Regions from separate parts of the Homo sapiens genome. Here regions 1, 2, 4, 5 and 6 are each linked to region 3. The links are chromatin contacts, found by Hi-C or POLR2A ChIA-PET in ENCODE. All regions are on one chromosome and are shown on one strand. The core of a region is the stretch at or near the end of the contact, and the rest is flanking DNA. Distances in the headings are between cores, read along the strand shown. Region 1 holds the start of SMPD1 (sphingomyelin phosphodiesterase 1). Region 2 holds the start of APBB1 (amyloid beta precursor protein binding family B member 1). Region 3 holds the start of EIF3F (eukaryotic translation initiation factor 3 subunit F). Region 4 holds the start of ZNF215 (zinc finger protein 215). Region 5 holds the start of ZNF143-AS1 (ZNF143 antisense RNA 1). Region 6 holds the start of TMEM41B (transmembrane protein 41B).

Region 1 (4,858 bases), core at 2,359-4,858, 1.6 Mb before region 3:
AGAGATTCTTTACAGATGTAAATTTTCCCCCATAAGGTACGACTTTGCAGGGCCATTTCAAAATATGGCAAAGTGGCCGGGTGCGGTGGCTTACTCCTGTAATCCCAGTACTTTGGGAGGCCAAGGCAGGCGGATCACCTGAGGTCAGAAGTTCGAGACCAGCCTGGCCAGCATGGCAAAACCCCATCTTTATTAACAATACAAAAATTAGCTGGGCATGGTGGTGGTGGGTGCCTGTAATCCCAGCTACTCGGGAGGCTGAGGCAGGAGAATCCCTTGAATCTGGGTGGGGGAGGTTGCAGTAAGCCAAGATCACCCCATTGCACTCCAGCCCGGGCAATAAGAGTGAAACTCTGTCCCGCCCCCCACCCCAAACCAAAAAACATATATATATATATATATATATATATATATATATATATATATATGGCAAAGAAACATGTTTTGGGGTAAAATATTTTGACTTTCTTCTTTATCACGTAATTTTATGCCAGAGTATGACTGAAAAGGCAGTCACAATATATAGTGTTAAATAAAACCCAACTGATAAGAATTTATGGTTTGTAGGGCATGACTCCCCAGACCCTTTCGATAGGAATTTGAGCAAGATAAGAAAAAATCAGAGCTTAGTCCTCATTAGGAACTGCCTCTTCTTCTCCTTTAAAAACCCACTTGTGACTTCTGCTAATTGGGAGCATATACTCAGGGCAACTTGAATCTTCGCTTCACAGTCTTCAAACTTGGCCCAAATAAACTCTCTACTTATATCAAGTTTGCCTTAGATTTTTCCCTTTAGGTTGACATTTCCCAGAAGTTTTAATCAGATGAAGAAAGCTCCCAGAAGGTTTATTTCTGCATCTATTGAATCTGAAATGTCTTCGGCTTAAAATAATTGTTATACCAACTCTGGTGTTCTGAATGGGTCCCCACACAGCAAAGAATAGAGCCAGAATGTTGCATTTGTGAAAGGAAAATAAAAACTCAGGACTCCAGTTGACTATGCCAAAAGGAAAAAAAATAAACTGAAAACTGAGTCATGCAAGAAGCTGCCTTTCCTTTTGTTCCTAAGCAGATAGCTACAGACAAAAGGTTAAATATTTACAAAATTAGCCGGGTGTGGTGGCACATGCCTGTAATCCCAGCTACTCAGTAGGCTGAGGCAGGAGAATCACTTGAACCCGGGAGGCAGAGGTTGTGGTGAGCCGAGATTGCGCCATTGCACTCCAGCCTGGTCAACAACAGCGAAAACTCTGTCTCAAAAAAAAAAAAACAAAAAAAACACAAAAGGTTAAATATCTCCACAGGCATATTTACTTTATCTTATGTAAAGTGCCAGACGAACACATAATTGAGTATCTCCCTACCTGCTCCTTTTCTCTTGCGACATGTGGATTACCATACCCTTCTTCTTTCCCTCCAGCTCACTTTTCCCCTTTAAATATTGAAGCCCTCAAAATCATCTTTGGAGAAAGCCACAGACCACAGACTGTTTCTGCGATTCCGTGTTTATTTCTTCCAGCCATGTCCTTAACCTTGGCAAAATAAACCTCTAAATTGATTGAGACCTGTCTCAGACATGTTTTGCTTGACACATCCAAATTCCAGTTCCAGCACTTACTAGCTAGCTGTGGGATCTTGAGCCACTTACTTAATCCTACTTTCCTTCTCCGTAAAATGGGGATAATTATAATACCGACTTCCAAATTTGTTGTGAGGATTAACGTAAGGCAGAGTCCTCAGAAAAGTACCTACAGAGGGTTATTCGGGCCAAGGGCCAAGGTTGAGGACTGCGACCCAGGACACACTTGCAAGTTGTCTTGGGGGAGCACTCTGGACAACAAAAGAGAGGCTCATATTTTCAAAGAAAAAAAGATGAATTAGGAGAGGAAATGAATACAAAAGTTGTTCATCAGGAATTCTCATTGTTTACAGAAATAACACTGGTTATACATTGTTTAGCGCTTGGCTATACATTGTTGAACTATAAGGTGTATGGCATTTAATGGCTACTTGGCATAGCAAGTGGTTTCAAGAGATAATTACTTAGCTCAAAGAAGAGTGAGAGTGACTGTTGCTACATTTTAAATGCCTGTCTGGGCCTGATAATTTAAAGGGGCTCATCTTCCTTAGATAAAAAGGTTTTGTTTTGTTTTGTTTTTCATAGTACATAATCTTAAAAATGCATGCTAATTATTACTGTGAGTACTCTATCTGAGATGATGTCCCCAGAACTGGGGGGAAAAAACACTTGTAAAAAATTATCAAAGGAAAGAACTGACAGGACTTGATAGCTCTGAGGATTCCTCAGAAGCACTCGTCAAACAGCTTAGGGTTTAATTGCTATTCTGCCACTTAACTTCTTTGTGCCTCATCCTATCTGTAAAGGAGGGTAATAATAGTATTTGCAGGGACCAAGGGAAACTTTCCCTTCGCCCTCTGAAATTCTGCTGAAAAATCAACCCACAAAAAACAGATTAATTGAAGAAAAGGCATAGAAATTGTATTAATGTGTCCACGGGGAACCACAGAGTGACTACCCACTTCCCAGACGAGTTCAGAAGCTTAGGTGTCATTCAGGCAAAGGGGGTTGTGGGAGTGAGGGGAAGAGGAATTCTGCTGAGGGAGAAGGAATGGATCAGGGAACAGATTAACTAGCACATTATCATGTGAAGGGGTCTGTTCAGGTGTGATTATATTCTTGGTTTTGTAGGGAGGGGAAGAAAAAAACCGTTGTTCCTTTTGATGGGTCTGGACGCTAGGTAACGGCTTTGGGAGAGAGGGCGCGGGAGTAGGAAGGCCAGACACACCTTAAGGCTTAACTTAGTAAGTCAAACCACCATATTTTGGGTATGGATTTCTGAGCCCCAATATAATAGGTACTTCTTAGGGTTGTTGTGAGAATTGAAGATTATTAATTATAAAGTGCCTGGGTTGGTGCTTGGCACATCATAAACAACTCCATAAATGCTCGCTTTTACTGTCGTGGATACACGGAGGTGGGAGACCCAATTGGGTTCCCGCCCATGTTATTGGCCCCCACGGCTATATGGTCTTTACGGCTTCCTAGTCTCTTCACCATCTCTAAGGTTTGTTTCCTCATCTGAATCACAGGTGAGTGATTCTCAGGGTGACTCAAGAGGGCTGGTGCCAGTGGCAGAGCATGGGGAATCGAGGGAAGGCGCCTTCCTGTCAGAGGCAACACACCCAGTGGGAGGATCCTGCCCGCCCTGCTCTCTCCTACCTCCCCTTCCCGGGCTAAACGCTGGGGTCGGTCTGGCAGCTATTCCGGGAATCTGAGCGCGGATTCTGACAAAGGAGACGTCTTCCACCGACCACATCACATGGAGCTCCAAAGCACGAGCACGGCCTCCCGCGGCTGTGACCTCAAGGCGGAGCCCCTGGTGACCTCAGGGAGAGTCCCCACCCCCGCAGCCCGTGCGCCCGGGGCAGGGCGGGGGCAGGGAGAGGGGGCGGAATCGGGGCGGTCCCGGGAGCGCCCCGCCCCCTCCGCCTCCGCAGCGTTGACAGCCGCCCGCCACCGAGAGATCAGCTGTCAGAGATCAGAGGAAGAGGAAGGGGCGGAGCTGCTTTGCGGCCGGCCGCGGAGCAGTCAGCCGACTACAGAGAAGGGTAATCGGGTGTCCCCGGCGCCGCCCGGGGCCCTGAGGGCTGGCTAGGGTCCAGGCCGGGGGGGACGGGACAGACGAACCAGCCCCGTGTAGGAAGCGCGACAATGCCCCGCTACGGAGCGTCACTCCGCCAGAGCTGCCCCAGGTCCGGCCGGGAGCAGGGACAAGACGGGACCGCCGGAGCCCCCGGACTCCTTTGGATGGGCCTGGTGCTGGCGCTGGCGCTGGCGCTGGCGCTGGCGCTGGCTCTGTCTGACTCTCGGGTTCTCTGGGCTCCGGCAGAGGCTCACCCTCTTTCTCCCCAAGGCCATCCTGCCAGGTTACATCGCATAGTGCCCCGGCTCCGAGATGTCTTTGGGTGGGGGAACCTCACCTGCCCAATCTGCAAAGGTCTATTCACCGCCATCAACCTCGGGCTGAAGGTGAGCACTGAAGGGGCTGCAGTGGAGGAGGCCGAAAGGAGTGCTGGGGCTGGGGGCTGGGGCTGATGCTGGTGCGCTGGGCTCAGAATGCATCCCTGATGGAGAGGGTGGCATCTACAATCCATCACTGAGTTTGCTCCCCTTTGGGGACACCCATGGCTACATGCCACCATCACCCCATTGTGACCTTTGTGAAGTAAGAAAATAATGCAGACAGTGCCTGAGGAAGTCAGCTTGCCAAGCAAAGGCCTCATGCCACAGGCCGCTGAGCTAAAGAAGAAGCGATGGCCTGGTGCTGCCTGAGTTACAGGGCAATATCTGGAAGGCAAAGGTGTGCACTGAGCTTGGTGCACTGAGTCCTGCCCAGCCCCAGTTTGGAAATGGAGGCCCAAGGGGTGGTGGCCAGGGGTTGGCCTGGTTCCTCTGCTCTGCCTCTGATTTCTCACCATGCGCTCCTCCCACTGCAGAAGGAACCCAATGTGGCTCGCGTGGGCTCCGTGGCCATCAAGCTGTGCAATCTGCTGAAGATAGCACCACCTGCCGTGTGCCAATCCATTGTCCACCTCTTTGAGGATGACATGGTGGAGGTGTGGAGACGCTCAGTGCTGAGCCCATCTGAGGCCTGTGGCCTGCTCCTGGGCTCCACCTGTGGGCACTGGGACATTTTCTCATCTTGGAACATCTCTTTGCCTACTGTGCCGAAGCCGCCCCCCAAACCCCCTAGCCCCCCAGCCCCAGGTGCCCCTGTCAGCCGCATCCTCTTCCTCACTGACCTGCACTGGGATCATGACTACCTGGAGGGCACGG
Region 2 (4,934 bases), core at 878-3,377, 1.6 Mb before region 3:
CTCCTGACCTCAGGTGATCCGCCCGCCTTGGCCTCCTAAAGTGCTGGGATTACAGGCGTGAGCCATCACGCCTGGCCCTTAAGACCAAATTCTTAACATGGCCTAAATTTCCTGCTCAGTCTGGCGCCTGCCTTCCTCCTCCCTGCCCCTGGCTTTGGTCACACTGCTCTGCAGCCTCAGTAGCCTTCTTCTGATTCCTCGAAGACATGTGTTTTCCTTCTACAAGGTGTTTGCATGTGATTTCCATGCTTCCTGGGACCTCTTCTCCTACTCTCTAAGCTGAATTAACTTCTACTCATCCACTATATTTTAGTTCAAACGTCATGTTCTCAGAGAAGCTGTCCTCCAACCCTCTCTCCCTATCCCCGAGACCAGTTTAGCTACTGCTCTTGTGCGTTCTCAAGGCACCATACAGCTTTTCTTCATGGTACATATTACATTTGTAATGTTATTCTTATTTGATTTTTCTCCTAGATTGTCAGCTCCAAGGACTCAGTCTCTTTTGCTCACAATTATATCTTCAGGACATAACACAGTGCCTGGCATATATTAGGTGCTGAAATCATATTTATTGCATGAATAAGTGATTGGAAGCATTTTTCAAAGGATTACTCTGGGTACTGTGTTGAGAACAGTTAAAGGGAGGTAGGCAAGAGGGTATGCTATTAAAGTAGTCAAGGAAAAAAAATGGTGGTGGCCCAGATTAACTTTGGTGGCAGTGAGGAAAGAGCGAAATGAATGGATTTGAGAAATATTTAGGCAGTGGATGTGACAGAACTTGGTGAAATGAGATGCAGAGAGTGAGAGAGGGGTTAATCTCAAGTCTTGCTCATGACTCCAGATTGGCAAAGAGCCATTTTTGAGATTCGAAGGAAGAACAGATTTGGAAGTGGGGTACAGAGAAAACCACAGAAGATAATTTAGCTTGGAATCTATAGGTTTGGAACTCCTGTTTGTCTTTCAAGGAGATGTCAAGAGAGCAGCTGGACATATGAGTCTGGATTTCAGGAAAGAAGTCTGGGCTGGATATATAAATTTGGGAATCATTAGCATATATATGAAATTTGAAGCTTTGGGAGTAGATAAAATATCTGGGGAGAAAGAACAGATACTGAGAGAAGACAGCTCGGGACAGAGCCAAGAGCCTCACCAGCATCTAAAGAGAGGAGGAGAGGAAGCAAATGAGATTGAGAAGAGCAGACAATGCTGTAGGGCAGAAAGCAGGAAAATGCTTCAAGGAGAGTGAGTTGACATACCCCACCGAATACTACTCAAAGGTAAAGGAGATAACAGTGTCCACTGGAGTTCTCCACAAGGAGGTCTCCGGTGACCTTGGCCTAGACAGTTTCAGTGGGTGTCAGGGACACAGAGTGGAGTGCTTTTAAGAATGAATGGGAAGTAAGGAAATGAAGACAGCAAGCGTTGACTCTGAAGGGCGGAGAGAGCTGGGACTATAGCTAGAGGGGCTCAGAATGCAAGAGATACACAGGCCGATACAAAACAGGTTAGGAATTGGCAGTGGGAAAACTGCTTCTAATCAGTGTTCTTGGCAGTGCTAGGCCTCCTGGCTGAGCTGGGGACACAGCCGCCCCAGGGCACACCCCTCGGTCGCTGAGGGCAACAGAATGCGGCTTGACAGATCCAGGGCCTGGGACCCCTGCTGGAATCGGCGCGGCCTGCCAGCCCACCCCACCCCACGTCCCCTTCCCGGACCTGGGCCTCCCCTCCCCCAACACCCACTGCCCCTCGCTTCGCGTCCTCCATACCCGCCCCTAGTCACCCCGAGGGGCAGGAGGTAAAGGGCAGCGGAAGGGACGGTGTGAGGGCCCGAGTGGACCCTGCGATGGTGGGTATGAGAGGACGGTCTGCGGGCGCGCGGTGGAAGGGCGACCCGGGGATGGGGGATGGGGCCGGCCGGGGGACCCGGGCTGCCGCAGGGTAGGGGCTACAGGGTCCGCCGGCCGCTGGTGATCGGGACGCAGCCACCGGGGCTGGGCCGGGGCAGGGACACCTCCTACCTGCGCGGTGAGGCCCCGGGCCCAGATGACGGAGGTGGCTCAGGCTGCGGGGTTCGGGCTCCGCCGCGGCTTCTCCATCACAACATCCCCCGCCCAGGAGCGCGCGGGCCGCGGGGCCGCGCCCCGAGCGGCGGAGGCGCGCGCAAGGGGAGGGGGAGGGGCGCCATCTTGGGGCGGGCGCGGGAGCGAGCTCGGCGGGCGCGGCACTTGCCGCAGCTTCTTGGGGGCCTCACCCTGCGGGCGGCCCTCGGACCTCGGTGAGCCCCGCGGTCCAGCCCTCCCAGCAGACACCCCTGCAGCCGACTCCCTGGGACCCCCGCCTAGCGCGGCGCCGTCCTCCACTACTATTCCACAGACTCACCCTGCGCGCCCCGCAGCGCCCTGGTCCCGCACCCACGCCGGGAGACGCGCGGACGGGGCTGGAGCCCGAATGGCGGCGGCTGTGCGGCGCCGCGGCCGCGCGGGGAAGGATTCCCGGGAGGCACTCTGCGCCGCTCCTGCTGCACCGCTCCCTGACGTCCTGGTGGGGAGGCTCTGAGGACACAGCGTTGCTCATAATAATAGCTCGTATTTATTGACCACTTACACCGTGCCGGGCTCTCTATTAAACCGTTAACGCGCATTAATCTTCACATCAGCTCTGTAAAATCACCAGAATTATTATCCTCATTTTTCAGAGGCTGAGGCTAAGATTAAGAGAGGTAAAGCGACTTGCCCGCAGTCACAGTTAGTGATGAATTTAGACTGGAACTCCGATGTTTCTTGACACTGAAATACCTCTGCTGCTGAGCATAAAGCTGACATCAAGGCCTGGAAAATGTCAAGAATACATTGCTCCCCGGTAGAAATTCACAAGGAAGGGGATATTGTGAATGAAAAGTGTAAAGATGTAAGGAAGATGGTGGGGTGCAATACTTACTACAGACCCTCCCTGGATAGTGGGATACATCCCAATGGTCAGATCAGTGACCCAGAGGCCATCAAGGATAATGAGAGGTTATATTACCATCCAGAAAGCCTCTACATGCTAATCCCTCTCAGGTGCCTAAAACTAAAGATATCCAAATCTGAGTTCGTTCTTTCTTTCAAGGCAGGGTCTCACTCTGTCACCCAGGGGCAAGATCATGGCTCTCTGAAGCCTCAGCCTCCAGGGCTCAGATTCCTCCCGCCTCAGCCCCCGGAGTACCTGGGCCACAGACATGTGCCACCGCGCCTGGCTTTTTGTATTTTAGTAGAGAGGGGGTCTCACTGTGTTCCCCAGGCTGGTCTGGAACTCCTGTGTTCAAGCGATCCTCCCACCTCGGCCTCCCAAAGTGCTGAGATTACAGGCGTCAGACACAGTGTCCAGCCTCAATTTATTGTTTCATCCCCCTTTATTAGTCTTTTAAGGAGTTTCACTGGGGTGAAAAAGAACCCTCTTCAACACACACAACACAACACACATCCCACACTGGACACAACTCCATTCCATCCATTCCAATGAATGACACCAACTACTGGCTTCCCAAGCCAGAAGCTTCAAAGTCATCTTTGAATATACTTTTATTTTACTTGTGGTAAATATAAATGTTTTAACTTTTTATTATGGCAAATTTCCAATATATACTAAAGCAGACAGAACAATATAATGAACCCTCATATACCTATCATTCAGTTTCAACAATTATGAATTCACAACCAATAGTTTATAATGATTTGACAAATGCCTATGATATATGAACCATGTATCAGGTCCCAAGCCAGGCCCTAGGGATCTAAAGACGAATCAGATTTGACTGCATCTCACCTGGAGGAAATGACATCTGACCTGGGTTCTTGAAAGATGAAGAAGAATTACCCAGAAGAACAAAAGTGTCCTCATTCATTCATTCATTCATTTTCTTTCATCAAATAATTACTATGTATGAGGTACTGTCCTTGGTGCTAGCAACAGGTCAAGAAACAAGATACAGTTCCGTCTCTCATACAGCTTGAAATTTAACAGGGGAAAGAGACATTAAATATGTAATTAGGAATGTGATGAGTGTCTTGAAGGAGATGTACCGGGAGCTATGTGAGTGGGCTTAATTTGGCCTGGGAAGTTTAGGAGGCTTTCATAGGAAGTGACAATTCAGTGAGGGAAAGGGATGAAGGAGCTAGAGGTCAGCCAGGAGAAGAGAAAAGTATTCCAAGTAGCAGGAGAAATACAGGAAGGTCAGTATGGGTGTTGATATAGTTTGGATATTTGTCCCTGATCAAATCTCATGTTGAATTGTAATCCCCAATGCTGGAGGTGGGGTCTGGTGGGAGGTGTTCAGGTCGTAGGGGTGGATCTCTCATGGCTTGGTGCTGTCTTCCCCATGATGAGTGAGTTCTTGTGAGATCCGGTTATTTAAAAGTGTGTGGCATGGCCAGGCGTGGTGGCTCAGGCCTGTAATCCCAGCACTTTGGGAGGCCAAGGTGGGCAGATCAACTTGAGACCAGGAGTTCGAGAACAGCCTGGTCCACATGGTGAAATCCCATCTCTATTAAAAACACAAAAAAATTAGCTGGGCATGGTGGCGGGCACCTGTAGTCCCAGCTACTTGGAAGGCTGAGGCAGGAGAATTACTTGAACCCAGGAGGCGGAGGCTGCAGTGAACCGAGATCACGCCACTGCACTCCAGCCTGGGCAGCAGAGTGAAACTCCATCTCAAATAAATAAATAAATAAATAAATAGTGTATGGCACCTCTCCCCCCACACTCTCTTGCTTCTGATCAGCCATGTGGGATGCCTGCTCCCACTTTGCTTTCTGCCATGAGTAAAAGCTTCCTGAGGACCCCCTGGAAGCCAAGCAGATGCTGGTGCTATGTTTCCTGTATAGCCTGCAGAACTGTGAGCCGATTAAACCTCTTTTCTTTTCTTTTTTTTTTTTTTTTTTTGAGACAGAGTCTCG
Region 3 (4,531 bases), core at 654-3,153:
GTTGGGGGCAGCAACACTTCTTCAACTGGGTTCTGTCCTCTGGCCTTTTTCCCATGAGATGATCTCAATGGACTGACCTTGACTCAGGCAGACCCCTACTAAGCACCCAAAAGGGAGGCCAGGGCCCTGGGCAGTCTCTCCAGCATGCCTCTCAGCCTGTGCAAGACCATCTAGGCTTCTCAGTGTGGGTCCACCTTTTGCCCGTTTCATTAGATATTTTTTCACACTTGTATATTTAATATTTCTCTCTCGTCTATATTCTTATCCTCAGTTTAAAATATACTTGAAACACTGCCATCCTAAATTGGCTGCCTCTCAATCCTGCTGTTTCCCTGGCTATTTCCTTAAATGTCTCCTTTCCTTCCCAGAAAACTTCCTGAAAGAAAAGCTGGCACTTGCTGCTTTCAGTTCAGACTGGCCATTCTCTCACACCAGATTTCTAGTTTCTGTGCCCACCCCACCCTCAGTCCCACTGACGTTGCTCTACTAGGGTTGCTAAAGACTCCAGGTCATCAAATCCAAGAGTTACTTTTCAATCTTCTTCTGTTTGGCTGTTCACCTTTGTTTTGGTGAAAGAAAGAATGCATGTCTACACAGAGCATTTACAGGGGAGCAGCGTCATGTGAATTCTAATAATGGAAGATTTCTCCAAGGAGAAATCAACTCTTGGGCACAGAATCAGGGATAAGAAGTTCAACCTCACCTATCCACTTGCCAGCTGGACACTAGGACTTGACCTAATTAAGGGAGTTGACAGTTTTTTTGGTGTTTTGTTTTGTCTTTACAAGCAGATGTTATCACCCCATTATACCAAGAAGGAAATTGAGGCTCAGAAAAAACTTGTAGATTGCCCCAAGTTACACAGTGGGTTATGGTCAGAGCTCCCTCCATCACATAGTGATAATAGCTATGACTTAATAACTACTGTATATCAGGCATGTGCTAAGAGCTTTACAAGGCAATACCTCATATAATCCTCTCCTAAAGTACAGACTAGTTTATACACCTTATTACAACTCCACTTGAATGTGTAATGGACATCTCAAAGGTGACACATTCAGAAATGAAATCAGGATCTTTTCCCCAAAACCTGCTCTACCTACAGCTTTTGCTATCTCAATTGATGGTGACTTCATCCTACTAATCGCTCAGTACAAAAAAAAAAAAAAAAAATTGCAGTCCTCCTTGACTCCTCTCTTTCACACCTCATATACAATTTCTCAGGAAACCCTATTGAAACTACCTTCAAAATATATCCATAATCTTCCCACTTCTCAGAACTTCTACTGCTACCAGCCTGGTCCCAGCCACCATCATCTCTCACTTAGATTACCTAGTGGCCTCCCAGCAGGTCTCCCTGCTTTTCCCTCTCTCGCCTCCCTCTCCTCACCTCCCCTCACCCTCCAGTCTCTTCTCAAAGCAGCAGGAGAAATCCAGCTAAGTTCTCCTTCTCGCCCATTGCAGCCTCGAGCTTCTGGGCTCAAACGATCCTTCCGCCTCGGTCTCCCGAAGTGCTGAGATTACAGGCGTGAGCCACCGCGCCTGGCCTTAAAATCCTTTTTAAAGGCACTTTGACATCCATTATCTCATTTAAGTCTAAAACACGAATTTCGACCTCCGCGCTGCTTTCTGGTTCCACCTGGCGGCAGCTGCACAAAGTGTTTCTCTTCGAACGCCGTCCCAAGTTTTACCCGGAACTACTTAGCCCAGGGTTTCCTGAGTGCTCCTCGGGCCAAAAGCAGAGCGCACAAATTCCAGAAGAAATTACCAACGGCGGGACTATTTCAGTGCTCCGAGAAGTATCACCAGTAACCAATCAGCAAAAAGCTCTAGCTCACGTGGTGTATATTCAGCCTATCAAGCTCCTGATATTCATGAATGCTGTCATTTCCGCTTCCGCCTCCTTCTTTCTCGACAAGATGGCCACACCGGCGGTACCAGTAAGTGCTCCTCCGGCCACGCCAACCCCAGTCCCGGCGGCGGCCCCAGCCTCAGTTCCAGCGCCAACGCCAGCACCGGCTGCGGCTCCGGTTCCCGCTGCGGCTCCAGCCTCATCCTCAGACCCTGCGGCAGCAGCGGCTGCAACTGCGGCTCCTGGCCAGACCCCGGCCTCAGCGCAAGCTCCAGCGCAGACCCCAGCGCCCGCTCTGCCTGGTCCTGCTCTTCCAGGGCCCTTCCCCGGCGGCCGCGTGGTCAGGCTGCACCCAGTCATTTTGGCCTCCATTGTGGACAGCTACGAGAGACGCAACGAGGGTGCTGCCCGAGTTATCGGGACCCTGTTGGGTGAGTGGTCAGAGAAAGTTAACATTCTTTTCTTCCTCCCACTTCTCATTTATCTCACTCCCCTAACTCATTAATTCTTTAATTCCTGGTGTCCTACCGTCCTTTCCTCCCATCCCCAATGACCTCTTAATCTATATCTGCATCCTACCTTTTGCTGTGACTTATCTTCTCAAGCACTTGCATCTCTCCTCTCTCTCCTGCCGGATTGCTGTCACTTTAAGCGACATAAAATACACAAGGAGTAGTTGTGTCATTTACTGAATATTTTATGCCAGTGGTTTACATTTATGCCAGTGGTTTACATTTTACATAAACAGCAGTTTATGGCAAGTATGATGGGCTGCATCTACCAAAAATGAGTTCACACGCCGAGTGGGAAGTCAGGAACCCTTGACTCCCTATACCAGTGACCACATATTTCTCCCTTATCCACTGACTAAATGTCATCGTTTTCCAGGTATTGACAAAGTTTTCTAACCAGTTGTCAAAGGAGTGGGGACGTTTGTAAAAAAACATTCCTCCCAACAAGTAAACCGGTTTGGTTGGAACCCGCTTGGGATTTTATAGTGTTCTGCTGTCCTAAACGTCTGAGCCTGATCTGTGTCCCTCAGTGTCCCCTAATATTAGTACCTAATGTGAGAAACCCTGTTCCCCCATTTTGCATTTGGACGCAAACAGTTGTATTATCTGTTTATATTTCTGCCCTTAACCTTCAGGTCGAAAAATGACCCATTCTCTGCCTGTGTTCCAAATTTGGGGAATAGATATTTTATGTTAAAGTAGTTTGTAAAATGGAAAAGCACTAAAGAGGGATTGTTGATAATAAATTCCTTTCTGGAGACTATGCTGGTCCCATGAAATTCGTTTCCATTCCATCTTAGTGCCAGATTTTAAATAGCTTTGTGAATCCACTTTATTTACAAGCATTCTTTCTCTTTCATACTCTTGAACATCTACTAGTTCTTACACCATAGAAGACAGTTGGTATATTGCAAAGCAGACAAGATTTGTAAGCAGACCTCACAAAACATTTGCCATGTGACTTGGGGCAGATTACCTAAAATCTGTTCTGTCAGGAGCTACTTTAGACTTAGTCTTTGTGAGAGCTAAATTAAAAACTTCTGACTATGCTGGCACACATTAGGTACAGCTGTTAGTTGCCATTCACATCAGGCCTGGACCACCCCAATGCATACAGACACACATTTTCTCTCCTTTATCTATCTTTGACGGTATAGCATTTTACAGAAACTTAAATTCATATCTTCTGAACATTGCTTGTCTTTTCTCAGACCAAGCTTTTGCGTTCTCTTTGCCACAAGTGCTTTTCCTGCTGTCCTTCATTTGTTTAAGCTCTACCTACCTTCCACGTTCCCAGCAACAGCATTAAGTGCCGGTCCTCCATCCCATACCCGGACCCTCACTCCATTCTTAACCTTCCACAGCATGATGGTGTTCTGTAACTGTGCCCTGCTCTGAGCTTCTGTAATAAATTATTTTTGCATCACTGACTTGACACTCAGCAAATACTTACTCTTTTGGCTGCACTTTCTAATTTTCCAAGCTCGCTAAAGCTATTTAAAGAAACTAATTCATTACCCATGATTTATGCTTTAGCGCCCCAAATATTCCAGTGATCCAGTCAGACCAGGTATAATCTAATCTACATCCTCAGATCCTCTTCCAGACTGGAATCATGGTACAGTGCTATAGGTGTTATAGAGGCAATACTTACAGAAGAATAAAGAATAGATTCTGCTTGCTATGAACTTATTTCCTTAGATATACACAAAACATTTCATTTGTCTAAATGAAGTCATTGGTGCTTTTTTTGTACCATAAAACTGTTAAGGTATTTAGAATTCAAAGTGTAATAAAGTGAGCTCTCCTGTAACCTTAAACTCAAGATAGAAGTGTACTCTTAAATGCAAATAATTAGAATGTAATATGATAAATGTTCCAATAGAAGGGTGTCATGGTGGCATGGAAATGCAGAAGACTTAACTATTTCAGAAGGTTGGGGAAAAGTTCACAAAAAAGATGACGTTTGAGCTGGGCATTAAAGCAACTACAAGAAGTATAAAAAAGCCTGGTAAATCCACTGTCTGAAACATTCAGTATTACAGGAATGTAGGTGACAGGAGGTAGAGCAGGAAATGAAGCTAGCAGAGGGCAGAGCCCTAAGAAGTATTAAATAATTACAAATGTAAAGTGCTGTGAAGGGAATTACCTGGATCCCTGAGAAGAC
Region 4 (4,792 bases), core at 1,894-4,393, 1.1 Mb before region 3:
CACAGACCTCAGATTGACTGTGTAGAAGTCCCCTCCAGTGAAGAACTATCCAATAGCTGTACTTATTTCTTTCTTCTTTAATTCATGTATACATGTGTCCATTTTTAAACCAGCTATTGATCTCTTACTTCATTTTATCTTCTCCAACTCTGAGTGTATTTGGTATACTCAGAGTAATGACTGAGACATAACGTATATTAATACACATTTTTTACTATCTTTTTAAAATTTACTGGAACTGTACCACAATAGGCAAACTTTAATCTGGGGTATGATAATCACTAAAAACCTTCATTCAAATGATATGTGTTAGTTGAGGTGATATAGAGAAGGATAAGAAATTTTTAGTTGAATTTGGTAACTTTGGCTGCTGGTTATGATCTAGATGAGATCTATTTCAGTGAATAGAGGAAAAATAAGAAAATGTAAACAGACATTTGGAGATGTTTTACCATGAGGGAGAAGGAGGAAATGAGGTATGGTTAGGAAAGTGGGATTCTGGGGGTTTTATTCATTTTATTTTATTTTAGATGCTTAGGCTACTCCCCCACCCATTCCTTGCAGATTCTAGCCCCTGACTCACTGCCACTCTCCTGAAGATACTGCTCCTGTGTTATAGTTGTTGGTTATTTTAATTTTCCCATAGAATGAAATATTCAAATAGTTTGCATTCTGAGATTCCTTAATCCTCGCTTCTCCAATGATTACAGCTACTCATTCCCATGGTCATATCTTAAATATTGGTGTTAATGATAACTGCCATCCCATCTGACCAAATTTCAAACACACTCCTGAGTAAAACAAAATGATTGCTATTTTAAAGCACTAAAGTTTGAAATGGTCTGTATGCAGCAATGGATTACTGACACACTGAGAATTATGTTCCCACTCATTCCACCAAAATAGATGCCAATGGGGCTTCTTCACAAAGCTGTCTGCATGAAACCACTACATACTAGGGAGGGAAGGGGAAAATAAAGACAAAAAATTCTAATGAAAACATACTTAATACATACACCTAGAAATCATCATAATGATGACGTATCAGTCAGGGCTTTTAGTTTCAAGCAACAGAAACTAAGCATGATTTAAGCTAAACGTAAAAATATTGAAATAGTATTCGAGTCATGTAGCCAGAACCACAGACCAAAATTGTACCACAGAATTGGCTCTATGAGGACAAGACTTCCATTCAGCACTAGAAGCATGATTTACCTGCCAACACCATCAGCACAGGACACTGCTGCCGGAGCTGCTGATTCTGGAAACTGAATATTGCTGCATCCATTGCCACTGTTGGAAAGAAAAAAAATGTCTTCTGACAAACACAACCTGAGTCAGGCGATCAAATTGAACACCAACAATGATAAGTCATGTTGATAGTATGTACCTGTGATATGATATAATAAAAATGGCACTCTATCTCTGTGACCTTCATCTCCAGTCTAATCATAGGAAAAATATCAGAAAACTCCCAATAGAGGGAGATCATACAAAATACTTGACCAGTACTCCTCAACACTGCCAAGGTTAGGAAACACAAGGAAAGTATGAGAAATCGTCACAGTCCAGAAGAGCCTAAAGAGACATGACAACTAAATGTAATGTGATATTCCAGTTGGGATCCTGCATCAGAGGAAAGAAAAAAGATAAAAACAAAACAAATAAACCAGCTAAAGAAGTCTGGTCCTTACCAGCCTGGACAACATGGCAAAAATCCATCTCTACAAAAAATAAATTTAAAAAAAAATTAGCCAGGCATGGTGGCAAGCACCTGTAGTTCCAGCTACTTGGGAGGCTGAGATGGGAGAATCACTTGAGCTCAGGGAGGTCCAGGCTGCAGTGAGCTGTCACACCACTGTACTCCAGCCTGGCAGCCTGGGTGACAGAGTGAGACCCAGTCAAAAAAAGAAGAAAGAAAGAAAAGAAGCAAGCAAGCAAGAGAGAAAAAGAAAGAAAGAAAGAAAGAAAGAAGAAAGAAAGGAAAGAAAGAAAGAGAAAGAAAGAAAAGAAAAGAAAAAAGCAAAGAAAATAAGAAATCTGAATAAAGTATTGTGGACTTAATGTATCAATGTTATTTTATTTTTTATTTTTATATTTTATTTTTATTTTCTTAGTTGTAACAAATATACCATAATAATTTAAGAGGGTAATAACAGGGAAAACTAGTTGTGGAGTAGAAGGTAACTCTGTATATTACCTTCTCAATTTTTCCAAAACTGTAAATCCAAAACTGCTCTAAAAAATAAGGTCTATTTAAAAAGAAATAAAAGAAACTATATGGTGTGTCCTTGTTTTTTTGTGTCACTAGCTGTTCAAAGTTGCCATCTTGTTTTACCTTAGTCCACTCCTGGCCTAGATATAAAGCTCTCTCTGGTTTAAGTTCTTTCACTCTGCTCCTACAGCACTGTCCACATGCCTCTAGGCAAGCACTAATCATATTATCATGTACTTAATGCCACCAAGCATTCTCTCCTTTGTGACACACACATCCCTTCCCTCTGTGTCTCCACACCCACCAGATTTCCTCCTACCTCTCAGGCTGATCCTCCTCTCTCTTTTTTGCAGGTCCGCCTTCCTGACTCAACCAATGGTGTTGGTGTTCCCTGGGCCAATTCCAGCCCATTTCCTTCTATTTTCTCTCTTCCTCTCTGTCCCTTTCTCTGCAGTCCTATTCCAATGGATAGCATCAATCACCATCTACCCAGATTGACCCAAATTTTACAGGTCTAGCCCCAGACATCTCTAAATTCCCAAATGCCTACATCCAAATGCCTAATTGACAATGCTTCTCAGATGCCACAAAGTACCTCAGTCTTAACAAGCCAAAACTGAACAACGAACTGCAAGCCCTCTCACTTCCATACAAAACTGAATGAATGAATCTGTGAACCAATAAACCAATAAAGACCATGTAAGAGACAATGTCTTGTCGAAATTGTCATTGTTTTTTGATTCCAGACAAATGGGGTGTGGGGAACAGAAAGGCGATTTGGACTAGTTTCCCCGGACGGGATGAGGCAGCGCCGGAAGTATGACGCTCATTTCTTTAAGCCACTAGAAGCTCACCGTGAGTCCATTCACAGGGCCAGAGTTCCAAGTGTGCGGCGTGGGCGGGGCCTGCAGAAAGGGACGGGGCCTGCAGAAAGGGACGGGGCTGGCAAAGGCCTGGTCTACCTCACCGATCCGGGTCGCGGGGGCTCCTAGGGGGTTCCTTCCACAGCTGGTGCGCGTGCGCAAGAGTGCGTCGAGGTTGTTCCGCGGCAATTTATGAAACTCGGAGCCGGCAGTGAGTTGAGGGTTCGGCGAGGTCAGGGATTCCTAGTTGCAGCGTGATTACCAACGCCAGCTCCCTTCACTGTCCAAGACAGCGATTCCGCGGCTCCTCTGAGAACTGGCGCTTGTGAGTGACTGAACGGGCCACTGGAGAGGAGCGGTGCTCACGGGTATCGTTCTCGTCAGCGGGCGGTGGGGACGCGGGGTCTTGGAATTGGGAATCACGCTTGAGGGCGTCCATGCGGAACGTGCAGCTTACCTCAGCTTGCTTGCAGTTACCCAGTTTCCACGCTGCCCTCCAAGGTCTGTGCCGGAAAACCTGGAGGAGGGCGCGAGCTGACGGGAGGGATGGAAACGTGGGCTGCGGAAGTAAGACAAGCGTTGAGAGCAGCGACAGAGGGCGAGGGGGTGGGCGGCGGGACGGCTGGGGTCAGGATCCAGCTCCGCTAAAGCAAGGATTTAACCACACTCCTGTCGCCTCTTCCACTCTGCAATAGGGGCAGTCTCCAGACGCGCAGAGTGGTTAGTATGTTATGATCAGCTGGTTTGGGAATGGCTGGTATTGATGCCTCATGGAAAAACCAAGCGTGACTGGATCAATCAACTGGGAAAGACAATGGAGTTTTAATTAATTCATATTGCCTTGTTTTCCCAGTCATTCCTGGCCACCTCCCTAAAAGATTAAAACCTCCAAGTATCGTACTTATTTTAAAATAATTCTTTCTCCATTTAACATAAATGACTTCTATTCAGTCACTTATTTGCAAACTGTTTTCTGTTCCTCTTTATCTAAGCTACTCTCGCCAGGTGGTTCTTACCTCAAGCAGCTGTCCTACCTACAACCTGTTTGATTAGAAATAACCCTCTTCACAGACAGTACCTTTTTTCCATAATTAGCAGCTGTTCGAGTTCCTTGCGGCCATAAAACCGTAGAACTGGTGCCACCTGGTTATATTAGTCTAACCATCCACTACAACTTCAGGTCCCTCCGTCACAGTGGTACTGGCTCCGTGTCTTAATCCTGAATCCCACCTTTATATCAGAGGCATCTATTCAGTACTTTAGAGTTTAACTGTTATATTTCCTGGCTTTGTATATTCCAGTGTTCATCATTTGCCACTTAAGCTACTTGCAGTCACGTCACACCTTGGATCTCTATCATCAAAACTATTCCACCTCGGAAATCTTACCTAAATGCAGCATGCCATCCTGAACGTCTCTCCCTGTCCTAGCTCTGTAACTGTTTACAGTGAGTAATTCATTAATTTGTGTTTTTCACCTACAAACCTCCCAGTATATTTGTTGCTTTTTTTTTATTTCCTGAGTTGGATATTTAATGCATCTCATTCTTGTTTAATTATATGTAAGGCTTTTCCATTGCCTATCAGGAGCTTCAGCTGTGCGCTTTAGATTTTGACGTACAATGTTTTTACTGTTTTTAGATACTTTGCAGTTGTCCTTTTGATTCTCTTTTATCTTTTTTTTTAGAAGCAAACATTTGAATTTTAAAGTAGGT
Region 5 (4,434 bases), core at 1,935-4,434, 1.5 Mb after region 3:
TACAAGTGTGAGCCACCGTGCCCAGCCTAATTTTTGTACTTTTAGTAGAGATGCGATTTCGCCATGTTGGCCTGGTTGGTCTCGAACTCCTGACTTCAGGTGGTCCACCCTCCTCGGCCTCCCAAAGTGCTGGGATTACAGGTGTGAACCACCGCACCCGGCCTTTTTTTTTTTTTAGATGGATTCTCACTCTGTCACCCAGGCTGGAGTGGAGTGGTGTGACCCTGGCTCACTGCAACCTCCGCCTCCGGGGTTCAAGCCATTCTCCTGCCTCAGCCTGCTGAGTAGCTGGGATTACAGGCGCCCACCACCACGCCGGGCTAATTTTTGTATTTTTAGTAGAGACGGGGTTTCACCATGGCTCGAACTCCTGACCTCGTGATCCGCCTGCCTCGGCTTCCCAAAGTGCTAGGATTGCAGGTGTGAGCCACCGCGCCCGGCCTGAAATAATTGCTTTTAAGCTTAACTCATCGTTTATCTTTTTTCTATATATATCATATATAATTTCTATATATATAGTATACATATATATCATATATAATTTCTATATATATATAGTATACATATATACTACTTTAATGCTTATAGCATGGTATAAATATGCCAAAACCAACCAATTCTCCAGTAAGTTTTAAGTTACTGAAAGAAGTGTTTTAGAAAATATTATCTTAACAGTTTTTGAAGGGGGCTACAAATAAGTTACCTCTTGTTTAGGAAGTTGGGGAAATTATTTAATTTCTGCATTTAAGAGCCTGGACTAGTACTGATTGACAGGGAAACATTTTCAAGCCATTAATTTGACCGGATATAACACGATATAAGGGAAGGGAGATGAATGGGATAACATTTTAAGCTTATGAATGGCTCTGAATATATGTACATTTGAACTCTGTTCTATAGTCACTGGTAAATACTGTTAACACAACGTTCCATTACCTGTGACAAATCAGAATTAGGTTTCTCTCTGAATCCAGTTACAATTATAGCATCCTATCCACCGCCACCATCATCGCCATTCAATTTTTAGAACAACTCAGTAGCTTCTGGGGATACAAAGATGTCCTGTAATTGTTATCTACAATAAGAGGGCGATTTAAAAATTCTTGAGATTCTGTATTATAGTGTTTTAATGAGTAGCCTACAGGCATGGGACTTAGTGGAACTGCATAAAAATATTCTGATGGGTTAAAAAACACCTCCAATTACAAAACACAGATACATGTGGAGGGAACAGAAATTATAAATTAAAACCATTTGTTTTTCAGCTGGGCTACTTCTTTGTAACAGAGAATGTATCCATTGGGTAGGAGACTGATTTTAACTGAGCAAAATCCTCCAGTTAAAAGTAACCTAATCCTTTTTTTTTTTTTTTTTTTTTTTTTTTTGAGACGGAATCTTGCTCTGTTGCCCAGCCTGGAGTGCAGTGGCGCAATCTCAGCTCACTGCAAGCTCCGCCTCCCGGGTTCACGCCATTTTCCTGCCTCATTCTCCCGAGTAGCTGGGACTACAGGCGCCCGCCACCACGCCTGCTAAATTTTTTGTATTTTTAGTAGAGACGGGGTTTCACCGCGTTAGCCAGGATGGTCTCGATCTCCTGACCTCATGATCTGCCCGCCTTGGCCTCCCAAAGTGCTGGGATTACAGGCGTGAGCCTCCGCGCCCGGCCACCTAATCCATTTTTTATATGTGACACTTTTATTTTAAGGGCTTAAAAAGTAATCCGGGCCGGGCGCGGTGGCTCACGCCTGTAATCCCAGTACTTTGGTAGGCTGAGGTGGGCGGATTACGCGGTCAGGAGTTTCAGACCAGCCTGGCCAACATGGTGAAACCCCGTCTCTACTAAAAACAGAAAAATTAGCCGGGCGTGATGGTGGGCGCCTGTAGTCCCAGCTACTCAGGAGGTTGAGGCAGGAGAAATCGCTTGAACCTGGGAGGCGGAGGTTGCAGTGAGCTGAGATCGTGCCACTGCATTGCAGTCTGGGCTACAGGGCGAGACTCCGTCTCAAAAAACAAACAAACAAACAAAAAACAGTAATCCGAACTGATTTAAACTTCTTTATTAACAGAATATATGTTCAAACAAAGCTTAAAGTCCCATTTTCTTTCCATTGGCGTCTAGGCCCCTATTACTCAACTATCCGTTGGTTAGGGCCTGCACCTCAAGGTAGGCTTAATTGTAAATCAAAATATTTACTATCCACACTTAGAGGGCTATCTGTAACATCGTTTTTATTTATCCCCGTCCATTCGATAATCGTCTGAAATGCAAGACATTAAGTTGAACATCATCCAGCTTTCTCCCTGTTTTTCTAAGCGCGATCCAAATCTGTTACAACAGGGTAGTCTCTCATTCTCTTGGTAGCTCAATTCTACCCCCTGGCCGACTTAAGAAATTTTGAGTCTAATACACCCACCTCATCTTTAGTCGGCCTGGTGCGCCAACGCAAATTTGTACTGAGTACCTTCGGAACTGACTAGTAAGTATATCCAAAGGTTTAGAAAGGGCTGGGTTAAGAGCTACAAGAAGCATTAACCGCAACGGCCACAACTAATTTGTATCCATTCTTAGTAACTTTAGGGAACCAGACTGAATGCTTCTCCCACCCTTTTGACTTTCCTTTATTAGTTCGCAACACAAGAACATACAAAAGACCGTAGCGACAACCATTTCTGACGCCTTCAACTTTTAAATCCAAATTACGTGAAACCACAAAGCATCAGTGGTGTCTCCCCGAGGAATCCAAGACCCCCCGGCCGGTTGCCAAGCCGCCGGAATTTCAGCAGGAGAGGAAGGCTCACCCTCCCACCGCATGGCGATGCCCGGGAGACTGGAGAAGCTCAGGCAGGCTTGGAAGCCAATCCCCGGCATACAGCAGCTCTCGGGAATGCAGAGCCCTAGAGCAAGACCAAGGGCCTCGGCCGACACTGAGAGCCTCCAGGGAGAGGTCAGGTCTCTCTTTCTGTCCTATTTCTCCCTTCGACTTCCCTCCCAGCAGGCTGCTATTGAGCATTCAGCAATCGCCAGACAAAGCCCTTCTGGTCTGCAGAACGCACTCCGGCAAGCCCACCGGGAGAACCAAAGCCGCCTCCTCGCCCCTGTGGGGAAAATGGCGCTCGTCACCCCGGCTCCCTCCCGGGTAATCACAAGGACCAGCCTCCCTCCCTCGCTACAAAATGGCGCCTCCCGCTGGGGCCCCAGAATCGGTATGACTCGCTAGTCAGTGAGGCGGGGTCCGTCTGGGATAAGCGGTTATGTCAACCAGTCAGACACAGGAGCTTTGATTCTGCACTTTGCGCGAGCCACTCAGGGGCGGGCTGTAAAGTCAGGCTTGGCTGACGTCAGTTGAGTGGGCGCGGCTAGGGCGGTTTTCTTTCGCGTCGACCAAACGTGGGCCAATGGAAAACCGGAAGCGTCCTGTGAGTGATGTAATGACAGCCCAATGGAAGCTGGGGGCGGGCCTCAGACACACTATGCGGGTTGCGGGGCCTGGGGGCCGGACGGCTGTTTCCTGTCCTGGTGCATGGTGGTCGGACGAAGGAATTGTTGGAAAATTTTCTCGGAGGTTCGTATATAAATGTGTTTTTACCCAGTGTGCATTATTCTCCGCCTGGCCGCCGCCCTCAGCGCGGCGGCGCGGGCCCGCTTGGGCCCGGGCTCCGGCTCCCGCTGCTCAGCCTCCGCCGCAGGCCTTGCCGATTTTATGGGCCGGCCGCGGTAGCGGCGTCTGGGCAGAAGCGGAGTTTATTAATAACCCGCGGCCGCCACTCTAGGCGGCGGAGCTTTTTTCGTTGAGGACTCAACTCCCCCCAGCTTGTCTCTGAGCGATGCGCCCCGCCTGTTTCCCTCAGGGGACCGCCAAGGGGAGGGAGTGAAAGAGGGGAGGGTGGAGCCCTCGGGAGCCTTGGCCGCGTTTCTCGGCCTGACCTCCGCGCAGAGCGAGTCCCCAGGCGCCGCCGAGGCAGAGTTCCGCCGCCTGGGACGCCGGGCCCACGGGCCACACCAGGCCGCAGCGGGGGCGCCGGGGACAGGGCTGGCCCAGGCCCTCCCAGGACCTGCCGGTCTCACCTAGCGCTTGCTTCCCATGCGTATCGTGGGCAGATTGTTTCCCCCTCACCCTTTCTTCTATTAAAAAAAAAAAAAGGTTACTGAGGTCTAACATCGGATATTAGAAATTTACAATTTTATCCTCCCTTTTCTCCAGTTTTGGCCAAAAGAGTGAACAAATTCTTATAAGTCTCTTTGAAACGTATTATTGTGGAACGCGAACTAGTTTTTATTCCTTCCCCTTTTGCTTTGGACATTTGTTTTTTCCACATAATAACGAAGTTAAAAAGAGGAAAGAAGAATACCATTGCCAGCCCATTATTTGTTTAAAATCAGCGTCAGCCTTTGCTTTGGAAGTGTCTAAATCAGCTGATATAATCAAGTGAGAA
Region 6 (4,391 bases), core at 1,875-4,374, 1.3 Mb after region 3:
GAGGATTGGCATCCTGGATACCCTGGCTGTGGCACAGGATGAGGGGGCCAACCTGGGGGGAAAGCTGAATTGCCTTGCGGAGCTCCTGGGGGAGGAGGACAGGGGCCTGGGGGAAAGGGTGGGTTGATAGGTGGTGAGTGGGCAGGATTGGAACCTCCAGGGCACCCAATGTTGGGTGGATATGGATTTGGCCCTGGCTGCCTGGCACTGGGATTCCACATGTTTAGGTGTGTCCTCCAGCCTTTCCACTGCTGCCTGGGCTTGATGCATTCTCAAGAGCTTCTTAACTAGTTTCACCTCCTGTCTGCTCTCTCATCTTCATCATGCAAAAATTAGACTTTCCGTGTTACCTCTGCCTTACTCAAGTAGTCAAAGTGGTCCACAGTCTACTAGGCTTAGCTCTGAGACTAGAGGCCAGAGTAATGGCAAGGAATCCACTAAATGTACCAAACATTGCAGATAGCATGTAAAACAGTTCAAACATACATATGATGATAACTACTTATTTGTCAAAGTTATATATGTGTCACTTAATAGAATACAAATTCATTTCCAAGTATCATGGAATTTACAGGAACATTCTGACACATCCTGAACAGGCCAACCTCATCGCCTACTACCACCCAACAGAAACCCTCTGCTCCTGACAAATTAATCTCCCTACCCACACACATAAAAGTTTCACACTAACCTTCAACCCTACTACTCTCTTTCTCCTAGCCTGGAATACCCTTCCCTTCTCTTTACTTATCCAAACCTTACTTATCTGGCAAAGCACAATGGCTCATGCCTGTAATTCCAGCATTTGGGGAGGCCAAGGCAGGAAGACGCTTGAGCCCAGGACTTCAAGACACCCTGGCCCCTTCTCTACAAAAAACAAATAATTAGCTGAGCATGGTGGCACACACCTGTAGTCAGCTATTTGAGGGGGCTGAGGTGGGAAGATCGCATGAGCCCAGGTAGCTGAGGCTGCAGCAAGCTATGATCATGCCACTGCACTCCAGCATAGGTGACACAGCGAGGCCTTGTCTCAAGTCACTAAAAACAGGCCTTACTTCATCATGAAGTGAAGGCACGCCTTCACATCTCTTCCCTGTCTTCCTATAGATTTGTGATCTATAGATGTCATGGGACAGCATCATAAGAATAATTGTAGGCCAGGCGTGGTGGCTCACGCCTGTAATCCCAGCACTTTGGGAGGCCGAGGCGGGCGGATCAACAGGTCAGGAGATCGAGACCATCCTGGCTAACAAGGTGAAACCCCATCTCTACTAAAAATACAAAAATTAGCCCGGCGTGGTGGTGGGCGCCTGTAGTCCCAGCTACTCGGGAGGCTGAGGCAGGAGAATGGCGTGAACCCAGGAGGCGGAGCTTGCAGTGAGCCAAGATTGCGCCACTGCACTCCAGCCTGGGTGACAGACCGAGACTCCGTCTCAAAAAAAAAAAAAAAAAAAAGAATAATTGTGTTGAATGTTTTGTTGTAATGATAAAATAAGATTAAAAAGTAAGAGCACTTTGGAAGTTTCAAGGTTTTATTTTTTGAATAGCTTTAGGTAAAAATCATGAATACAACTGGCTGCTACCTCAAATGAGATGTCAATTTTTAGGGATGCCCTATCTGGAACACTTTTTCAGGAAACCCAGACCTTGGAATATTGTCACCCTCAGTAGTAGAGTCTTCAAAACAATCTTTCTTTTATTCAGAGCTGATTTATACATTAACAACGATTCATTTCTCAGTTTTTGAAATTATATGAAGTCACCTGGATCCAGTGTATATAAGCTGGAAAAATACCCAAAAACATAAGGCTGACAGAGCCAAATTAGACTGTTGGAGACATTTTAAATTATTTGAAAATACATTAACATTTTCTACTACATACTCTTAGAAGTTCTCCTAGCCATCACTGGTGGTGGAACACACCTATGTGAGCTACAGACAAACTTGTTAGGATCACTTTAAGTTTATGAGCTTTAAAATCATTTAAAGAACGATTCCAGGCCAACACGGAATCAAAGTATTTAGTTTCTACGTACAGTTTTTTCCTTAAAACAATATTTAAAGCCGTGAGATTCTGCAATTATAGAGGCAGTAGGAATAAAGAGAAAACAAAAACCAAAAATAAAGCCGTGAGAAATGTCAGGATGATGTAGTGGGGAAATAAACTTTAGAATGAGTGACCTTAGCTGTAACTAAGTAATTGCTAATATTTATTTAGCCCCCACTTCATATCCAAGCATTGCTCTAAATCTTTTACGTGAATTATTTCGTTTAACCCACGCACCACCTATTAAGTAGATATTATTATTATCCCCATTTCACAGTTCAGACACTGAGCTTTTTTTGAAAGTTACCAAGTCCAAGGTTCCAAGTAAACAGTAGGGCAGGGACTCAAGCCCAGGTGTACTGCCACCTGGAAGTATTAAGTCCTCGCTCCTAACTACTACTTCACTGATCTGGCTTTATGACTTTATAAGTCATATACCCACACTGGGCCTCAGTTTCTTCATCTGTAAAAACAACGCAGCGAATGCCACAGTACAGCTCCTTCCAGCTCTGCCTAGCGTCGTTATCATCAACCTTACAATCTACCTGAGCGTCAACAAGCCAGTGTCATCCCTTCTTTTAAATGAATTCTACTCAAACAGCATTTACAACGCACCTACTCGGCGTCCGGCCTTGTGCTGCGCGAGCGCCCAAGCCCAACTCCCCCACGGTCTCTGCTCCCGCCGCGGCGCCAGCAGGCCCCCCTCTTTCCCCGCGACTCTCCGAGAATAGCGGGGGTCCTTTTCCCCACCCGACACACAGAAGCCTCGGGCCACCCCCAGCTCTGCTCCCCGGGCCCACTCACCCTTCTGGTGGTCTCTGCTGCCAGGCGCCGCGAGACCCCGCGTCCCCGCTGCCCCGTCCCCCACGGGGGTCGTGTGGTGAGCGCCCAACTGCGATCGTTCGGCGACTCTGCCTTTCGCCATGGCTGCTGCAAGGTGAAGGGAGCGGTGCGGTGCCGCGCCCCCTAAACAACAAAACTCTGTTGCAGGCTCCTTACTACGCCGAAGCGCCACGGCTAGAGCCACTTCCGGCGCGACCTCCTCACCCGAGACGACCTCAGCCCAGCGAGTACTGCAACCTCCTGCAAACACCCGCAGCGCCCACCACAGGCTAAACCCCGCCCCGTGCCGCCCCCGAGCCTCGCGTGCTCGCGCCGGCCCAGTAACCGCGAGACAAGTCAGGGTCCTGGACCGCCCCCTTCAGTGCCCCGCCCCGGCCCGCCCGCGGGAAAGAGGTGGCCGCCGGGCGCTGGGGCGAGAGCATGCGCAGTCGCGGCACTCGAGTCACCCGGCTGCGACTCGCTGGCCCTGGCGTCTAAAGCGTAGCCTTAATTACCCGGAAGTGCGGTCCCAGGGACTTCAAACCTTTTGTCCAGGCCGCCGGAGGTGCCTGTGATTAGTCGGCATTTCGCGGCTGAGGCTGATTCAGCCCATTACATCAATTCCGCAGCTGCTGTCTTCAATTTGGAGGCGCCAGAGAGTGCTTGATCTAAAAGATGGTGGGAAATACAAAGGTTGAGCAAAACCTACCTGAATTTCAGGAAACTAAGGCTCAGAGAGGGCTACGTACAACCTGTGAAGATCACAGGATGGCAAAAATGGGCTTAGAATCCAGGTTGTCCTGTTCCCAAAGCTAACGGTTTTGCATTAGCTGCTGCCCCTTACTACTAAACCCAAGTCAGCTCTACATTTAGCTTATCCCTAAGCTAAGCGGAAACATGCCTTTTCCACAGGTAACTTTTTCTGCTTCTACCCCTCAGAGCACATTCAGCTTACTCACCGTGGTTACCTCTTGAAAGCAACTTAGAGGCCGGTCGCGGTGGCTCAAGCCTGTAATCCCAACACTTTGGGAGGCCAAGGCGGGCGGATCATTTGAGACCAGGAGTGTGAGGCCAGACTGGCCAAAATGGTGAGATGAGACCCCGTCTCTGCTAAAAATACAAAAATGAGCTGGACATGATGGCTTGTAATCCCAGCTACTCGAGAGTGTGAGTCAGGAGAATCGCTTGAACCCCGGAGGCTGAGGTTGCGGTGAGAAATTGCACCGCTGCACTCCAGCATAGACCACAAAGCAAGACTCCGTCCCAAAAAAAAAAAAAAAAAATCCTGATTGTTTCTATTCAGTAATTACATTTGTAGGAAATTATTCCATGAAAATAAACATAAATAATTCCTCTGTATTAGTATAACAGTGAAAAACTAAAAGCAATATAAAAATCCAACACTAAATAAAAATGGTTAAGTAAATTATGGGAAACCCATTCAATTGAACTGTTTTATGTACACATCCTTTGCCTACTTCTGGCTCCCATTTTATTTCCTTCATAGTCATTAAAAGCAAT

What was found. Hi-C counts contacts between places; a loop is a spot of excess contacts on that map. ChIA-PET counts read pairs that join two places held with the same protein, here RNA polymerase II (POLR2A). Pooled maps may share reads with other maps.
Region 1: a pooled map shows a loop between it and region 3 (8-fold over the local background). The contact joins the promoter of SMPD1 here to the promoter of EIF3F in region 3. A Hi-C loop is called at or near these places in 1 of 168 maps with a recorded cell type or tissue (naive thymus-derived CD4-positive, alpha-beta T cell) and 8 of 50 pooled maps. POLR2A ChIA-PET finds 5 or more read pairs at or near these places in 1 of 52 experiments (GM10248).
Region 2: a loop to region 3 is called in a pooled map, with 6 times the contacts of the local background. The contact joins the promoter of APBB1 here to the promoter of EIF3F in region 3. A Hi-C loop is called at or near these places in 1 of 168 maps with a recorded cell type or tissue (naive thymus-derived CD4-positive, alpha-beta T cell) and 5 of 50 pooled maps. POLR2A ChIA-PET finds 5 or more read pairs at or near these places in 2 of 52 experiments (GM10248 and activated CD4-positive, alpha-beta T cell).
Region 4: a loop to region 3 is called in a pooled map, with 6 times the contacts of the local background. The contact joins the promoter of ZNF215 here to the promoter of EIF3F in region 3. A Hi-C loop is called at or near these places in 8 of 37 single-sample maps with no recorded cell type and 10 of 50 pooled maps.
Region 5: a map of naive thymus-derived CD4-positive, alpha-beta T cell shows a loop between it and region 3 (23-fold over the local background). The contact joins the promoter of ZNF143-AS1 here to the promoter of EIF3F in region 3. A Hi-C loop is called at or near these places in 1 of 168 maps with a recorded cell type or tissue (naive thymus-derived CD4-positive, alpha-beta T cell) and 8 of 50 pooled maps. POLR2A ChIA-PET finds 5 or more read pairs at or near these places in 2 of 52 experiments (CD4-positive, alpha-beta T cell and naive thymus-derived CD8-positive, alpha-beta T cell).
Region 6: a loop to region 3 is called in a pooled map, with 29 times the contacts of the local background. The contact joins the promoter of TMEM41B here to the promoter of EIF3F in region 3. A Hi-C loop is called at or near these places in 2 of 37 single-sample maps with no recorded cell type and 8 of 50 pooled maps. POLR2A ChIA-PET finds 5 or more read pairs at or near these places in 1 of 52 experiments (GM12878).

Annotation. Positions count from the first base shown.
Region 1 is chr11:6,386,866-6,391,723 of GRCh38, forward strand. It overlaps SMPD1 (sphingomyelin phosphodiesterase 1), which reads left to right and starts at 3,609. Exons shown (of 6, transcript NM_000543.5): 1 at 3,609-4,051; 2 at 4,519-4,858. The coding sequence starts at 3,734. It overlaps LOC124902624 (a long non-coding RNA gene), which reads right to left and starts at 3,491. Exons shown (of 2, transcript XR_007062573.1): 1 at 3,242-3,491. RefSeq lists a silencer at 3,326-3,825.
Region 2 is chr11:6,416,967-6,421,900 of GRCh38, forward strand. APBB1 (amyloid beta precursor protein binding family B member 1) reads right to left here and starts at 2,128. Exons shown (of 15, transcript NM_001164.5): 1 at 2,019-2,128. RefSeq lists silencers at 1,896-2,085, 2,096-2,495.
Region 3 is chr11:7,985,434-7,989,964 of GRCh38, forward strand. EIF3F (eukaryotic translation initiation factor 3 subunit F) reads left to right here and starts at 1,904. Exons shown (of 8, transcript NM_003754.3): 1 at 1,904-2,283. The coding sequence starts at 1,920. RefSeq lists enhancers at 1,539-1,718, 1,602-2,141, 2,142-2,680, 2,149-2,198.
Region 4 is chr11:6,923,283-6,928,074 of GRCh38, forward strand. It overlaps ZNF215 (zinc finger protein 215), which reads left to right and starts at 3,144. Exons shown (of 7, transcript NM_013250.4): 1 at 3,144-3,403; 2 at 4,380-4,525. LOC107984019 (a long non-coding RNA gene) reads right to left here. Exons shown (of 4, transcript XR_001748112.3): 2 at 2,535-3,880; 3 at 1,216-1,293.
Region 5 is chr11:9,457,514-9,461,947 of GRCh38, forward strand. It overlaps ZNF143-AS1 (ZNF143 antisense RNA 1), which reads right to left and starts at 3,185. Exons shown (of 1, transcript NR_036539.1): 1 at 2,043-3,185. It overlaps ZNF143 (zinc finger protein 143), which reads left to right and starts at 3,499. Exons shown (of 16, transcript NM_003442.6): 1 at 3,499-3,563. RefSeq lists enhancers at 1,868-2,503, 2,703-2,782, 2,873-2,972, 3,033-3,112 and a silencer at 3,883-4,092.
Region 6 is chr11:9,311,469-9,315,859 of GRCh38, forward strand. It overlaps TMEM41B (transmembrane protein 41B), which reads right to left and starts at 3,125. Exons shown (of 7, transcript NM_015012.4): 1 at 2,853-3,125. The coding sequence starts at 2,973. It also overlaps the pseudogene PRR13P2. RefSeq lists enhancers at 2,316-2,833, 2,834-3,349 and a silencer at 3,115-3,464.